Linked DNA regions of Homo sapiens: region 1 is linked to region 2. Evidence: read pairs that join two places in POLR2A ChIA-PET (ENCODE). Cell type or tissue: PC-9. All regions are shown on one strand. Each heading gives the region's core, and the rest is flanking DNA. Links, peaks and the distances in the headings are about the cores only.

Region 1 (8,491 bases), core at 1,706-6,705, 100 kb after region 2:
AAATTACTAAGAGCTATATTGGGGATAAGTAGTGGAAGACAAGGGTTATTCCAATAAGTTTGTTCAGATCCATTTTGGCATTGATTCCCTATCTCTGGTGATAAGGATGTTTTTCTCTTTCTAGTAGAGGGAGGGCACCTTTATCATGGGAAATTTTCTAGCCTGTTTTTAGGTAGAAAAGAGGAGGTTGGAAAGCCCTTCCTGTACAGTCTGCTGTTTCTCAAGTGCTTTCAGCTAATAATAATCAGTATGCCAAAATGGCATATTTTTGGGTGATGGCATTGTCTGAACTGCTTCAACCAGAATTTTAAAGGCTTTTTGTTATTATTGAGAACTATGAAGCTATTGTGATGAATATTACTTTGTATATGACCTATTTGTCTTGTTTTGTTTATTTATTTTTTCCCTCTCTGGTTACTTATATTATCTTTTTTTGTCCCTCATGTTATGAAAATTCATAACAATGTGATTTTGTATGGGATATTTTTCTATATGTGGAATATACCTGGAATCTCATGCCCTTCACTTTAAGGAAATGTTCTTGAATTATTTCTTTGATAATTTTTTTTCTATCTTTTCTGTTCTCTCTTTCGTGATTCTTCTCATTTGGAAGTTGACTATTTCCTATCTCTTAGTATTTTTACTGTAATTTCTGAACAATTTCAACTCTGTCTTCCAACTCTTTCATTGTATTTTTAAAATTTCTGCTTTCACATGTTTAAATCTAAAGACTGTGTTTTTGTTCTCTAAAAAATTTACGAGCCTGTAGTCCCAGCTACTTGGGAGGATGAGATGGAAGCATTGCTTGAGCCCAGGAGGTTGAGGCTGCAGTGAGCCATGACCACACCACTGCACTCCAGCCTGGGCAACAGAGTGAAATCCTGTTTCAATTAAAATATGTATATACATTTTACTTAGGGAATGACTGAAACTTCATTTCCAATCCCTTCCCTATAGGTTTGAAGGCAAAATAATTGAAAGAGGGATTATTATGGGACTAAATGAAGAGTAGTCTAGTACAGGCTCCTTAGAACTTGAAAAAGGGGACTGCCAATAGGCTGAACTAAGAGATGGAGACCCCAACTCAGGAGTTATTTCTTTTTGTTTTTGTTGTTTTCCTTCGACTTTTATTTTAGAATCAGGGGGTACATGTGCAGGTTTGTTACAAAGGTATACTGTGTGATGCTGAGCTTTGGAGTGCTAATGACTCTGTCACCCAGATAGTGAGCAGGGCACCGAATAGGTAGTTTTTCAGCCCTTGCCTCTCTAATAGCCCCCACTGTCTATTGTTCCCATCTTTATGCCCATGTGTATTCAGTGTTTAGCTCCCACTTTTAAGTCAGAACATGCATTATTTGGTTTCTGTTTCTGTGTTAGTTTGTTTAGAATAATGGCCTCTAGCTACATCCATATTGCTGCAAAATACATGATTACATTCTTTTTTATGGCAGCATAGTATTCCACAGTGTATATGTACCATATGGTGGTATATATGTACACAATCTAATCCACCATTGATGAGCACCTGGTTTGGTTTCATGTCTTTGCCATTGTGAATAGTGCTGTGATGAACACATGGGTGTATTTGTCTTTTTGATAGAACAATTTATTTTCCTTTGGGCATATACTCAATAATGGCATTGCTGGGTCGACTGGTAGTTCAATTCAGTTCTTTGAGAAATCTCCAAACTGTTCTCCACAGTGGTTGAATGTATTTACATTCCTACCAACAGTGTATAAACGTTCTCTTTTCTCTGCAGTCTTGCAACATCTGTTATTTTTTGACTTTTTTAATAGTCATTCTTGCTGGTATGAAATGATATCTCACTGTGCTTTTGATTTGCATTTCTCTCATGATTAGTGATGATGAGGATTTTTTCATGTTCGTTGGTCACTTGTATTTCTTCTTTTGAGACATGTCTGTTCGTGTCCTTTGCCTACTTTTTAATGGGGTTATTTGGTTTTTGCTTGTTGATTTAAGTTCCTTATAGATTCTGGATATTAGACCTTTGTCAGATGCATAATTTGTGAATATTTTCTCCCATTCTGTAGGCTGTCTGTTTACTCCCTTGATAGCTTCTCTTGCTGTGCAGAATCTCTTTAGTTTAATTAGATCCCACTTGTAAATTTTTGTTTTTGTTGCAATTGCTTTCTAGGATTTAGTCATAACTTCTTTGTCAAGGCTGATATAAGAAGGGCATTTACTAGGTTTTCTTCTAGGATTTTTTTTTTCTTTTTCTTTTTTTGAGATGGAATCTTGCTCCTGTCACCCAGGCTGGAGTGTAATGGTGCGATCTGGGCTCACTCTGCCTCCCAGGCTCAAGCGATTCTCCTGTCTCAGCCTCCCGAGTAGCTGAGATTACAGGCACACACTACCATGCCCAGCTAATTTTTGTATTTTTAGTAGAGACAGGGTTTCACCATGTTGGCCAGCCTGGCCTCGAACTCCTATCCTCAGGTGATCCATCCGCCTCAGCCTCCCAGAGTGCTGGGATTACAGGCATGAGCCACCGCGCCTGGCTCTTCTAGGATTTTTTAGTTTGAGATCTTACATTTAAGTCTTTAATCCATCTTGATTTAATTTTTGTATATGGGGATAGGTAGCAGTCTAGTTTCATTCTTCTGTATATGGATAGCCAGTTATCCCAGCACTACTTTTTGAATAGGGAGTCCTTTCCCCATTACTTAATATTGTTGAGTTTGTCCAAGTTCAGATGGCTGTAGGTGTGTGGCTTTATTTCTGAGTTGTCTATTCTGTTCCGTTAGTCTACCTGTCTGTTTTTGTAGCAGTGCCATGCTGTTTTAGTTGCTATAGCCTTGTAGTAGAGTTTGAAGTTGGGTAATGTGATGCTTCCAGCTTTGTTCTTTTTGCTCAGGATTACTTTGGCTATTTGGGCTCTTTTTTGGTTCTATATGAATTTTATTTTATTTTATTTTATTTATTTTTTTGAGATGGAGTCTCACTCTGTTGCCCAGGCTGGAGTGCAGTGGCGTGATCTCGGCTCACTGCAACCTCCACCTCCCGGGTTCAAGCAATTCTCCTGCCTCAGCCTCTCGAGTAGCTGGGACTACAGGTGCCCGCCATCACGACTGGCAAATTTTTGTATTTTTAGTAGAGACAGGGTTTCACCATGTTGGACAGGCTGGTCTCGAACTCCTGACCTCAGATGATCCTCCTGCCTCTGTCTCCCAAAGTGCTGGGATTACAGGCGTGAGCCACCTCGCCTGGCCGCTATATGAATTTTAGAATAGTTTCTTCTGATTCTGTGAAAAATTACCATGGGCCGGGCACAGTGGCTCATGCTGTAATCCCTGCACTTTGGGAGGCCAAGGCAGGTGGATCACCTGAGGTCAGGAGTTCAAGACCAGCCTGGCCAACATGTTGAAGCCTTGTCTCTACTAAAAATACAAAAATTAGCCAGGTGTGGTGGCAGGCACGTGTAATCCCAGCTACTCGGGAGGCTGAGGCAGGAGAATTACTTGAACCCGGGAGGCGGAGGTTGCAGTGAGTCGAGATCGCGCCACTGCACTCCAGCCTGGGTGACAATAGCGAGATTCTATCTCAAAGAAAAAAAATAAAACAAAAATGACCTTGATAGTTTGATAGAAATAGCATTGAATCTGTAAATTGCTATGGGCAGTTATGGCCATTTTAATGATATTGATTCTTTAAGAAGATATTAGAGTGCCTATGATATACCAACAACTGTAGTGAGCCCTGGGAACCAAACATGAAAAGATTTGGACACTTACTCTCAAGGAACTTTCAGCCTAATTGTTGCAATATACCTGAGTCATGGAGTCTGAGAGTCTTGCCTTCCACATCCCCAACAAGGTAAGTTGGCTAATTATCAGGCCTTTGTATTTCAGAATGGGAAACCTATCTAAGCTTAAGAACAAACCCTAAAGGAATTTTTGAGGAAGTGGTGTGGTGGAGAAGAGAGAAATGAGACCAGGCAATGGGAATCCAGGAGAGAAAATGGGAAAGAGAGCTTAAAAATGTCCTTAGGAGGTTCAAGTTTTTCCGTGCCTGTGTGAGGTAACTCACTCCGTGGACACCCTCCCCACCTCCAACCATTCTTCTGTAAAATTTATATTTCTTGCTAACACTCTTGGAGTTGGGGTTATTTAGAGTTTATTTGAACAACTATCTTAAACATATAATTATAACACATTTATTTGACATTTATAGAGCTCTAATTGTGTGCAAGGAACTGTGCAAGATGCTAGGGCAACAGCAGTCAACAAAGGAGACACATAGTCCTAGCCTCATGGAAGGTACAGCCAAGCAGGGGTGACACATGGTAGGTCAGTGCTGGGAAAGACAAACATGGTATGCTGAGGACATGGAACAATCAAGGGCATCCAGGCAGAGGCTGAGTGGAGGAGGAGTTTGCAAGGCTGTGCCAAGAACATTTTTCAGGGTAGAATCTACCCCCCAGGCAGAGATGTGGGGAATAAAGACCAAAATGGAAACAGCACTGGCCAAGTCTGAGAGCCACGTGAAAATAGCACAGCACACTTAGGGATCTGGGGATTTGGGATTGCTGGAGTCAAAGTGTTGAGTGTGAGGGGGTAGAAAAGCATAATTATATGTAGAGTCAGTGCCTGAACAGTTCAGTCAGAAAAGCACATTTTTCAGGCTAAGAAACTTGGCCTTGGTCCTGCTTAGGTTTTACAGACAAGAGATTGCCTTTCTGAAAGCTTACCCTGGAGACTGTGTAGCTAGATGATGGGCTGAGAGAAAAGGAGGAAGGTGGATATAAGAAAGCTCCTGCAAAAATGCAGGTGAAAAATGATGAGGACCTCCACTGGGGACGGGCAGGAGAGGGCAGATTTAAGGGATGTTTGGTGAAACTTTCAAGGGGAACTGCTGATGGACTGGCAAGAGGAATCCCAGCAGGATCAGGTGGCTATGCTCTGGACGGTTTGCATAACTGTCAGTGGCACCATTCACTTCACATTGTAGTTATAATCTCTGTCAACAGTGGCACCTGGAGATGTGCAGTACACAGCCTAGGCAATCTTACAGAGAAATCCTGACTCCAAACTCATCTGTTTCTATTACTTTTGAGCTTTGGAGGGATTTAAAGTTTTTCTTTCTCTTAGGGTTTTATTTAAGCCATTTTCTTTTGGAAAAATCTCAGCTAGCATCATAGAGTGCGGTAGGAAAGGAATGTAATTGGGAAATGATATTGTCTTATTTTTCTATATAATTTAGCCACCTTTACACTTAAGATGGCAGACACGGGAATTACATTTTTTTAATGGAGTTTCCCTCTTGTCACCCAGGCTGGAGTGCAGTGGTGTAATCTCGGCTCACTGCAACCTCCACCACCCAGGTTCAAGCAATTCTCCTGCCTCAGCCTCCCGAGTAGCTGGGATAACAGGCGTGCGCCACTACGGCCAGCTAATTTTTGTATTTTTAGTAGAGGCGGGGTTTTACCATGTTGACCAGGCTGGCCTCGAACTCCTAACCTCAGGTGATCCACCTGCCTCAGCCTCTCAAAGTGCTGGGATTACAGGTGTGAGCCACCGTGTCTGGCCAGGAGCTAAACAATTTGAGGTCAAGATGTGGCGTTAACAATGTTCCCACAGATCACAGAAACACAAGTGGACAGCAGAGGCCCTTCTTGCACTAGTACTTCTACCTGGATGGGGCCTCAGAGGTCTGACTTTCCACAGGAGAAGAAAATCTTTGAGAGCCAATTTTACTGCTGGGTGCTGATGTTTTCCTCAACTGTCTAAATAAATCTTCAGCTAATAAACATTTCAATAAATCTGTTCTGGTGCCTTCCATTCCTTAAACTATACAGCCAGAGAAGATGGAACATATGAGCTTGGATTCTGTCTCTGTAGCGGATGCAGGGATATAAGTGAGCTGAGTTTTACACATTCCAAAGGGGCCACTGATCAGGTACTTCGGGATGCACTCCAAGTGTCCTGGCTAATTAAGATAAACCAAAGATTAGAAGGCATTTCTGGCTGGGTGCAGTGGCTCACGCCTGTAATCCCAGCACTTTGGGAGGCGGAGGCAGGTGGATTACTAGGTCAGGAGTTCAAGACCAGCCTGGCCATGATGGTGAAACCCCGTCTCTACTAAAAATACAAAAATTAGCCGGGTGTGGTGGCAGGCACCTGTAATCCCAGCTACTCGGGAGGCTGAGGCAGAGAATTGCTTGAACCCAGGAGGCGGAGGTTGTAGTGAGCCCAGATCGTGCCACTGCACTCCAGCCTGGGTGACAGAGCAAGACTCTGTCTCAAAAAAGAAAAGGCATTTCTTACTCTATACACAAAGTCATGAACTCGTCGTTTTGAACAGCATAAATTTACATGAAATTTCAAAACTTTGCCCCTCCTTCCCCTTTCTCCCTTGCTGGCATGTAGCTGTTTTAGTTTGTTCTAGCAGAAGATAACTATGTGCCAAGAATCCAACTGGACACGGACTAAAATTACTTTCATCTTAGTGTGTACCTTGGAAGCGTAAAGCGATTTTTCCTTGGCAACCTTGCATGGTTAGTCCACACAAACTCCATCACTATGAACATGGGTCTTCCTTTAGAGGTGGCAAAAGCATCTGTCAGAATTTGGGGCAGGTATAGCTGGATAAAGCATATTGTAAACCTATAATTTAATGCAAACTGTCAAATTTTAAATTGGCTAAAATAGTTTTAGAAGGTATGCAAAAGATCAAGTAAAATATAAGCATGGTAAGGCACACGATAAATGGTTCCAGGGAATCAGAATCTAATACGAAGTTAAGTAAACTGAGTATTTTGATTAAGTTCAAGGTTGAGTAGGGAACGTCATCCATATTTTGGGAGAAGTCCTCCAATGTGAATATGAAATTATGCTATGCATGTGAGAACAACAGTTGTCATGAACTGAGTACTTCTCACATCAGGATTGTGCTTTGCCTGTGGGCCCAGGCTCAACATGTTAGATATCTCCATTTTATAGATTAAAAAAAAAAAAAACATGAGGCCACTGTCAGTGTCTACAAACAAGTAAGAGGCAGAGTTTCGATTAAATTCTAAATTTGTGATTCAAAAACCCAGGTTCTCTTTTACACACCTCATTCCTTCTTTGTAATTCCAGAGAGCTAAATAAGTCATGCCAGAACATTTTATTTTCTATGTGGCTGAGGTTCTACCCACTCAAGAAGGTAAAAATAATAGAAAAAGCTTTCTGATGAACACCTGTGGCACACACCTGTAATCCCAGCATCTTGGGAGGACGAGGCAGGTGGATCACTTGAGCCTAAGTGTTAGAGACCAGCCTGGGCAACATGGTGAAACCCCATCTCTACAAAAAATACACAAATTAGCCAGCTATGGAGGTGCACACCTGTGGGAGGATTGCCCAAGCCCAGGGAGGTCGAGGCTGCCATGAGCTTTGATTGTACCACTGTCCTCCAGCCTGAGTGCCAAAGTGAGATCCTGTCTCAAAAAATAGAAAGGGGAAAAAAAAGTTTTCTAAGATTGTATTATGCAATTCCTCACCTCCTCCAGTATGTTACAGTGAATATTTAATAACCTTTTCCTGGAAACTCATCCTTCACATGGATGACTGGACCACACCATAAATGAGGCGATGCTCCCAGGGTCTGTGGTGGGGAGGCTATTGGTACACACAGTGGTACTTTTCCAGTTTGCTTGACAGAATATGATTTTGATTCTTCCCCTGGCTGCTGTTCATGTGTTTGAAGTCCCTTTATTTATTTATTTATTTATTTGAGACGGAGTATGGCTCTGTTGGCCAGGCTGGAGTGAAGTGGCATGATCTCGTCTCACTGCAACCTCCACCCCCCAGGTTACAGCGATTCTCCTGCCTCAGCCTCCTGAGTAGCTGAAATTATAGGCACGAACCACCACGCCCAGCCAATTTTTTAATATTTTTAGTAGAGACGGGATTTTGCCATGTTGGCCAGGCTGGTCTTGAACTCCTGACCTCAGGTGATACACTTGCCTCAGCCTCCCAAAGTGCTGGGATTACAGGCATGAGCCACTGTGCCAGGCCCCTTTTCTTTCCTTAAATGGGGATCTCCCACTGCCTTGGGAACGAGATAATCAAACCAATTAGAGCTATATGTAAAATGAAAGTAAAATAGGCCTGAAGGGCTGGCCCACAAGGACCCCATAAGAGCCCAGATTCCTTAACTTCCACTTTCATGTCAGAGCAGCCCCACTGCATACCTCTTTTGTGCTGTGTCCCAGATAAAGGAGTACATCATGTCACCGAGTTCTAAGTAAGTGGGGTGCACTGAAACTTTCAGTAGAAGCAAGATGCAAACACATACAAACATGTATGATGTTATTTATTTTCTCACTGGCACTGGCCTACTGCACTTAAACATTTCCATCAGACTCAAAAAATAATTTTATTTCAGAAAAAATATTTTACCTATTTAGCTTTTGTTTATACTGTTTTATTATTAATAGGTTTTTTTTTCTTTTTTTAAGAGATAGGATCTTGCTGTGTTGCCCAGGCT
Region 2 (8,491 bases), core at 1,248-6,247:
ATTAGCCGGGTGTGGTGGCACCCACCTGTAATCCCAGCTACTCGGGAGGCTGAGGCAGGAGAATTGCTTGAATCCGGGAGGCAGAGGTCGCAGTAAGCTGAGATTGCACCACTGCATTCCAGCCTGGGCAACACAGCAAGACTCTGTCTCAAAAAAAAAAAAAAAAGAAATCAGTCTGCTGCCCAAGCGTGGTGACTCACGCCTATAATCCTAGCACTTCGGGAGGCCGAGGTAGGAGGATCGCCTGAGCCCAGGAGTTCAAGGCCCACCTGGGCAACATAGACAGACCTCATCTCTACAAAATATTTAAAAATTAGCCAGGTATGGTGGCGCATGCCCGTGGTTACAGCTAATCGGAGGCTGAGGTGAGAGGATCACTTGAGCCAGGGAAGTCGAGGCTGCAGTGAGCTGTGACGGCACCACTGCACTCCAGCCTGGGTGACAGAGCAAGCCCGTCTCAAAAAAAAAAAAAAAAAAGAAGAGAGAGAGAGAGAAATCAGTCTGAACTGCAGCAGCAGTTCTTGAGGAATGATGAAAATAATAAATTATAACCACTGCCATTTACTGAGCACCTCAAAGCAACCCCAGGTGGCATCTATGCCATTTCTTCTTTGCTGGCACTGAGTTTCTGTTTCTACCAGAGATCCCCCATCTCTCTTGCCAACAGGGTTCTACCAGCGAGGTACACGTGTTTGAGATTTGGAAGGATGAAGGAAAGCAGAAGCCATTTGTTTTTCTTCTTCCTACAGACAGCAGCAGTAGCAGGCAAAAGTTGGATTCCTCAGACATGAGCTTTACAGCATGTCCAGATTCCCTGCCCTTTCACCAGCCTCAAGGCTGGAGATGCTGAGAAGGTGGAAGGTCAAGCAAGACCTTCTGAGTCTTCTCTGGGTGGCAGCAGCTTTCTAACTTTTTTTGCGGCAAATCAGAAAGCCAGCGGTGGGCTTCCATTTTTTGCGCATCTCGCCTTTTCTTTGTCCTGAAGGCAACTAATACTCTGTATTGAATCCCCTTCTCCTTGAAATAGCTAGAATGACATGTCTTCTTGACTGAACCATGACTGATAGGGTAGGCCTATTTTACAACTGAGAAAACTGAACATGAGAAAAAGGTAAATTGCTCAAAGTCAAGCAAGCAAGTGGCAGGACAAAAGAATTCACACCCAGGTTTATTTGACTTCAGAGGTAAAGAATCAAAGTTAAACATCTGTAACCTGGCTGGGCGTGGTGGCTCGCATTTATAATCCCAGCATTTTGGGAGGCCAAGGTGGGCAGACTGCTTGAACTCAGGAGTTGAAGAGAAACCTGTCTCTACTAAAAATACAAAAATTAGCTAGGTGTAGTGGCGCATGCCTGTAATCCCAGCTACTTGGGAGGCTGAAGCAGGAGAATCACTTGAACCTGGGAGGCACAGGTCGCAATGAGCTGAGATCATGCCACTGCACTCCAGCCTGGGTGACAGAGTGAGACTGTCTCAAAAAATATTTTTTTTAATCTAAAATAAGTTTTTTAAAAAATCCCTAACCTATGGTCCTAGGAATTCACACAAGAGAAATGGGTGTACATGTCCACAAGGCAATGTGTAGGTGCTTTTCATGGCAGCTTTATTCATAATAGCAAAAACACTGAAAATAACCCAAATACCTATCAACAGAAGAGATAAGCCAAATGTGACAGATGCATATAAATGGAATACGACTCAGTGGCAAAAAAGAACTACTGAATCTCACGCAACAAATACGGATGAATTTCACAGAGGTTAGGTTGAGTGAAAGATGACAGACATAAAATGTTGATTTTATTTATATATGGGTCCTCTCCCAAGTTCAAGCAAAAGTGTTCCACGGTGAGAGAAGTCAGAAGAGAAGTTCTCTTTTAGGTAGGTGTGGTAATCATTGGAAAAGTGGCAAGAGAGAACCTTCCAGAGTGATGGAAAATTCTAGTTTTTAATCTAGGTGGTAATCATGCAGGTGAATACATTCATGTAAAAATTCACCTACCTCTGGAACTAGAGAGTGATGGTGTTTACAAAATACTGTGAGTGTATTAAATGCCATTGAATTTTATACTTTAAAATGGTTAAAATGGTACACTTAATGTTATGTGTACTTTACCACAATAAATAAAATTCCCTGGCCAGGCACAATGGCTCACGCCTGTAATTCCAGCACTTTGGGAGGCTGAGGCAGGTGGATCACCCGAGATCAGGAGTTCGAGATCAGCCTGACCAACATGAAGAAACCTTGTCTCTACTAAAAAAAAAAAAAATACAAAATTAGCCGGGCATGGTGGTGCGCACCTGTAGTCCCAACTACTCGGGAGGCTGAGGCCGGAGAATTGCTTGAACCTGGAGGGCACAGGTTGTGGTGAGCCGAGATGGCACCACTGCACTTCAGCCTGGGCAACAAGAGTGAAACTCCATCTCAAAAAAAAAAAAAAAAAGAAATTCATCAAGCTCTCTACTTGAGATTTGTGTGTGTGTATATGTATATACATACATATAAATTCAACGAAATTGATAACACAGAAAAAGCTTCATTATCAATAAGCAGACTTGTAACAGAGGTCGTGCCACTGCTTCTACAGGAAAATTTTCTTCATGGAAACATACCAGGCAAATTTTTTTAGCTCTAAGTCTGGCAGATTGAGTCTACCTTTCCTGCCTCTTCCAGATCCTTCACTGCCCAAAGTCATCTGCCAAACTGTGCACTTAAATAGTATAAGTAGACTAAATATTTCTCTCAGACCTTTGATTAAAATTCAATTTAGGCTCAAAACGAACTTGGGGCCTCTTCCTTTCAATGTGTTGCAAACTTGGGGCTTCTTCATTTCAATGTGTTGCCACTTGCCCTTGTTTTTAGGCTTTAACAATAACACCAGAAGGAAACGCACAAATGTTTCCAGCTCCATTTCTGGAAAATTTCAGTGAGTGTCTAAGATGCCACAATGTCTCTCCTCTCTTAAAACTCACCCAGACACTAAACAGACCAGCCCAAGGAAGGCAAAGTGCTCTGCCTGAGGTGACGTTGAAAAACTCCAACATGCCTGAAGTTATGCTGAAACTCAGATGACAGCAGTGATTTTACACCAGTGAACAATGTGGTTTTTTGCAGCAGTGACCAGTAGGCTCATCTTCAACACATTTGTGAAGAACAAATCAGAAAGGGCTCCCAGCTGCAGGCCTGCCCCTCCTTCCAAGCGTATGTCACAGGCAATGAGGCCCGGGGAGAAGTCCATGGGGGTGGAGAGGAAGAGGAAGAGGAAGAAGGATTCTCAAGAAGCTCTGCAAGATGGTTGCAGTTGCTGGCTTAAGCTGCAAAGTAAGGAAGAGAATCCAGCACACGTGGTGCTGGTACATAATTTAAGCTGCAACTGAATAATAGATCTTTCCATCACTTTATGAGCAAAACAACTACCAGCCACTCTTGGACTCTGTCTTTTTAAAAAATGCTTTTCAGAGATAATCCACTGGATCTCTAAAAAAAAAAGAAAGCAAGCAAGCAAACACAAACGTAGTTTAAGGAGCACAAAAACATTTTAAGATGAGAAGAACCAATGGAAATAATTTAGAATGTTCTCTAGGCTTTATACTCAAACTTCAAAACCTTCAGAATCTTAAGCACAAAAGACTTTGAGATGATCAACTGTAACTACTCATTTTCTGATAAAGAAACTGAGAACTAGGCCAGGCGAGGTGGCTCATGCCTATAATCCCAGCACTTCGGGAGGCCAAGGCAGGCGGATCACGAGCTCAGGAGTTCGAGACCAGCCTGGCCAACATGGTGAAGCCCCGTCTCTACCAAAGATACAAAAAATTAGCAGGGTGTGGTGGCGTGTGCCTGTAATCCCAGCTACTTGGGAGGCTGAGGCAGGAGAATCGCTTGAACCTAGGAGGCAGACGTTGCAGTGAGCTGAGATCGGGCCATTGCACTCCAGCCTCAGCGATAGGGCTAGACTCCACCTCAAAAAAAAAAAAAAAAAAAAAAAAAAGAAATTGCAAACTAGAGTCACAAGACAGCAAAAGCCACCCAGCTAATCAGTGGTGCAGCTAATGCTGCTTCCATGCCATTACAAAAATGGTCTAGATGAAATTCTATAATTTTTTTTGGACAAAATTCTCTGGATGAAATTCGCAATTCTAACAAACGATCATCTACTCACTATATAAATGTCAGGAATCCACTGTCCTAATTTCTCAATTAGTCTCTTATTCCTACTAGCTTATACAACAAGCCTGCCCCAAATCAAGTCAGTCCAACGTTTAGTGGATGTGTTGGTGCTCTGTTAGCTTCTGGGGTTACCAAGATGACTCAGACCAGGGAGGGGCTCAGGGCTGATGGGAAGTGATAAGGGCTAGAATAAATACTAGCATGTGCATCCTCACCAATCACAGGCAAGAACACAATTGATTCAGCCAGACTGCAGAAGGGTAACGCAGAAACCAGGCTGCTAAAACTGAGCTCACCAGGAAGTTCCTTCCAAATGATTCATTCCTTTCAAAAACAGAAATGTTTAGTTTTGCTAATTAATTCCCTCAAATAATTTCATCTGCTTTGCCATATATACCTAGGAACAGTCTTCCAAGGACTGAGAGCAGAATGATTGTCTCTCGAAGCCTACATTACTTACTCCTATTCCCATTGTAGAGCTCCACCCAGGGTCTCAGGTGTGCTCAGCTTTAGTAGGCATCAAAGAAACACAACCTAGAACTCGGAACACTTCCTTTAATACTCTGAAAACAAATGACTCTCAACAAATGGAAAAAAATGGCCCCAAGTGGAACATTATTTCCCCCTCAGAAGAACCTAGAAGGTCCTTGAAGCTACATGTCCTGGAAGAGTTAATTCCTACTGATGACTAGAAAGTACTGTTTTCTCTGTTTACCTTCAACTCAAGTGACAAAATCCAAAGTATCTGCAATGTTCTCACGTCTCCACCAAAGCTTTTAATACGATGGCAAAGGCATAACTGGATTTTAGTCACATTCTATTCATTACAGCCATAACTGTTACCTACCAGTAAGAATAACTATTCTAATAACTCTCTCCCACAATGGGTTACAAACATTCCCTCCAAATGCCTGACTTGTCACTAACTCGTGTGTTTAGTACCATAGTTATATAGGGTATCTATAATATAGAGCATACTGTAAAGTTTCCAAAGATGATACCATGTTTTCTCTGTGAACATAATGCATATATTTAATATGGCTGATTAAAGTCTACAATAGAAATAATAATTACCACACTAATTAATTCTGAAGTCCATGTTCACATACACATATAGGTAAAATTTAGTGAACATGTGTACTCAAGAATGTGACATAAGATCCTTGCCATGATTAAAGGTATGATTCGAAATCTTTTGGTCAGCCTAACTTACTAAAACACAAATATTTGATTCATGGAAGATCCATTAAGAGATTCACTTTCAGCCGGGCGCGGTGGCTCACACCTCTAATCCCAGCACTTTGGGAGGCCGAGGCGGGTGGATCACGAGGTCAGGAGATCAAGACCATCCTGGCTAACATGGTGAAACCCCGTCTCTACTAAAAATACAAAAAATTAGCCGGGCGTGGTGGCGGGCGCCTGTAGTCCCAGCTACTGGGGAGGCTGAATGGCGTGAACCCGGGAGGTGGAGCTTGCAGTGAGCCGAGATCGCACCACTGCATTCCAGCCTGGGCGACAGAGGGAGACTCCGTCTCAAAAAAAAAAAAAAAGAAAGAAAAAGAAAAAAGTAACTTACTTTCACCACCACCGCTGTTACTGCACCCCCATACAGTAACTGTAGGAAAACAAAATAGAAACCATAACCACTGATATTCTAATTGAGCTAAAAGGTAAAATAAACATTCATTATAACAAAATGTATCTGACTATGGTCTGCAATATACAATGGTGTGTAAATGGTTAAGGAAAGCTACATTACGTTTTTCAGGTTAAAAAACCTGATTTAACTTTAACCATCTGGCAGAGGCACTAAACAAACATCTGTGCTGATTTTAAATGACTAAAGTACAAGTTACTAATTGAAAGCTTAGGATTTCTCATAAATGGTGTGAACACACACATCACTAGAGAGTCTACTGAAACAGTATTTTCTCTTCTCCTTGATTCATTCGCCTGCCATGAGCATGCATCTCTCTAGGTCAAAGCAGGGATACTTGTTTTCTACCTCAAGGCTTCCTGTTCCTACGAAAATCCTTGTTAAAGCCTATTTTACAGACCAATACAAGCTTCATATTAAAAAAAAAATAAGAAAAAAAAACTCATCCAGTTGGCATTCTTCTGAAAGACTTTGAGAAATTAAATGCATTTACAGGTGAGGCTGTTTGGCTGTCCACATTCTTCGGCAATGAATCATGAGCAAGAGTCACTTGATAATACAGTGATGTCCTTCATCAGTGTCAAAATACTTCCTCCCCTATCACTCTATCATATCAAAAATATCATACCAACAGACCTTTAAAAACTGCAGAATGGCTTGTGGAAGCAGAGAAAGGAATGAGAATTGGGCCAGACGTTAAAACAAACAGCTAGCTCTACAAATACACTGTCTGCAACCACATCTAAGAGATCTGAGTGGATAAGAGCAGGATGCACACGCTTAAGACAGAAAGTCCATCAAATTCAACTTTCCTGGCTATTCTGGGCCATTCTGTGTTTGACTTTCTTGAAGGCGTGGTCAAGGTATACCAGGCTCTCTATAAGTAAGCACCACACTCATATTTTAAGCAGTATTATGCACACCTCAGATGTCAAGGGCTAGCTTTACCATTTTTGCCTTAGCCTCATATTACTCATTCCCAGAGTTGATAATTTTTCTTAAAGCAAACTCACTGCTTTACTTAATATTTATTTTTGCCTCATTCTAAGCAATCTAGCCATGAAATAAATGGATGTGGTAGCTGGTTTTCTGTTTTTATTCCTAACATATAATATTCATGCATCATAATTGAAAAATAGAATATGTATCTCTCTGCACCACCTGTAAGTCTGTCTGTATACCAGACTTTGGAAAGCACTGTTTTGGGATAGCATAAAAGGTAGAGAAAATGCTTTATTAAATGATTAGGTATTTTGGGGGTATGATAGTCCTTACTCTGTCTCCTCTGAGAGCTCACAGGTTATCTAGGATGATGAAGCTTTGGTTGTTTAATGGCCAGCTGGATGATAGAGACACCAATCCCTTTAAAAAACAGAATGGAGCCGTCACTGTTATGGGTAGCCATTGCCCCAGCTTGTGCAGGTCTTCTGGGGCTCTAGCTGTCAGTCACCCAGTTCTAAGAAGTGCTTTTCCTAATCAAATGGAAAAAGTGGAAGCAGACACTCTCCAACTCGGAACTCTGCCTCTCACACTACAATGTATGCAGCATACTAGCTCAACTGCTTTCCTAGGTACCATCCAAAATTAAAACTAGTGGCCGGGCACGGTGGCTCACTTCTGTAATCCCAGCTACTTTGAAGGCTGAAGCAAGAGAACCGCTTGAACCCGGGAGGCAGAGGTTGCAGTGAGCCAAGACCGCACCACCACACTTCAGCCTGGGCAACAGAGCAAGACTCCATCTCCAAAAAAAAAACCAAAAAAACAAAAATAAAATTAAAACTAGCTACTGCAATACTGCATATTGGATTTCCATGCCTGAATTTTTTTTTCCATTGCTATCACACAGCCTTTTCAAAAAGTTTAATAGTAATACCACCTTAGACCCTCCCAAATTCACTTTCTATATGGGCATCTACTAAAAAGGCTGATTGCAAAAATTCCTATGAGGGAGAAACAGGCCCTAAATAGCTTTTTAAACCTTAACAAAGTTCACATAACCATTGATGTGTTTAACCCACTAAATGGGTGTTAAATCTAACCTCTGAGTCTGTGTTTCTGACCCTAACCCTTGGATTTAGGATCAAGACAAAAACTCAGTAAAACACCAGAGAAAACTGTTCTGCTTCCCTCCACTCCCATCTGGGGCAATCTCACCCTCAGACACTACCATATACCAAATCACCTTCTCTGGAAAATCAAGGCTGGTTGGTCCAACAACTGTTGGGCCCCTGATTACTGCTTAGAGTCAAATCAATGAGGCATGTTATTGGGAATCAGCTCTCAACCTAGATAAATTCATCTGTAGCCACAACTGCTTAATGGGATTCGTTCTAGAGATGAGGCAAGGAATTCCCTGGTGGCTCATATTGTTGGTAGAATATGTTGAAAGTTTCAGCAGTGATTGCGAACCCTTCTACCGCTTCACCCCGCCCCCACCACACCCAAACTTCATGCCTCTCCCCAACCAAGTCTGCATGACTTTTTAAATTACTATTTATATTACTACACATATTATTGTACACAGGACTAAAGTGGCCCCGCCTAGTTTCAATAACTTGTGTCTCGTAAAAAGATAACCTTCTTAAGGAGAGAAAACCTTGCTAAACTCAAAATCTCCCTTGCCTTCAGCAGTATGCAGAAAGTTCTCACACTTGTCCTGAAGAGAA

The links. ChIA-PET counts read pairs that join two places held together with the same protein. Peaks named below come from ENCODE experiments on the same cell type or tissue, not always from the same donor. Only the 100,000 strongest peaks of a DNase experiment are listed, where the experiment ranks them.
Region 1: POLR2A ChIA-PET joins it to region 2 with 11 read pairs; 10 of 35 experiments call an interaction of 5 or more read pairs at or near these places.

The regions. Positions count from the first base shown.
Region 1 is chr9:69,074,704-69,083,194 of GRCh38, reverse strand. FXN (frataxin) reads right to left here. Exons shown (of 5, transcript NM_000144.5): 5 at 4,119-8,491. Among named protein-coding and RNA genes, the nearest start is that of FXN, 43 kb to the right of the region's middle. In PC-9, for the core only: no CTCF peak of the experiment used is centred there; a DNase peak (open chromatin) is centred at 3,824.
Region 2 is chr9:69,176,739-69,185,229 of GRCh38, reverse strand. All of the region lies in intron 1 of TJP2 (tight junction protein 2), which reads right to left. Among named protein-coding and RNA genes, the nearest start is that of TJP2, 6.7 kb to the right of the region's middle. In PC-9, for the core only: no CTCF peak of the experiment used is centred there; a DNase peak (open chromatin) is centred at 4,319; H3K4me3 peaks cover 913 bases; H3K27ac peaks cover 4,418 bases.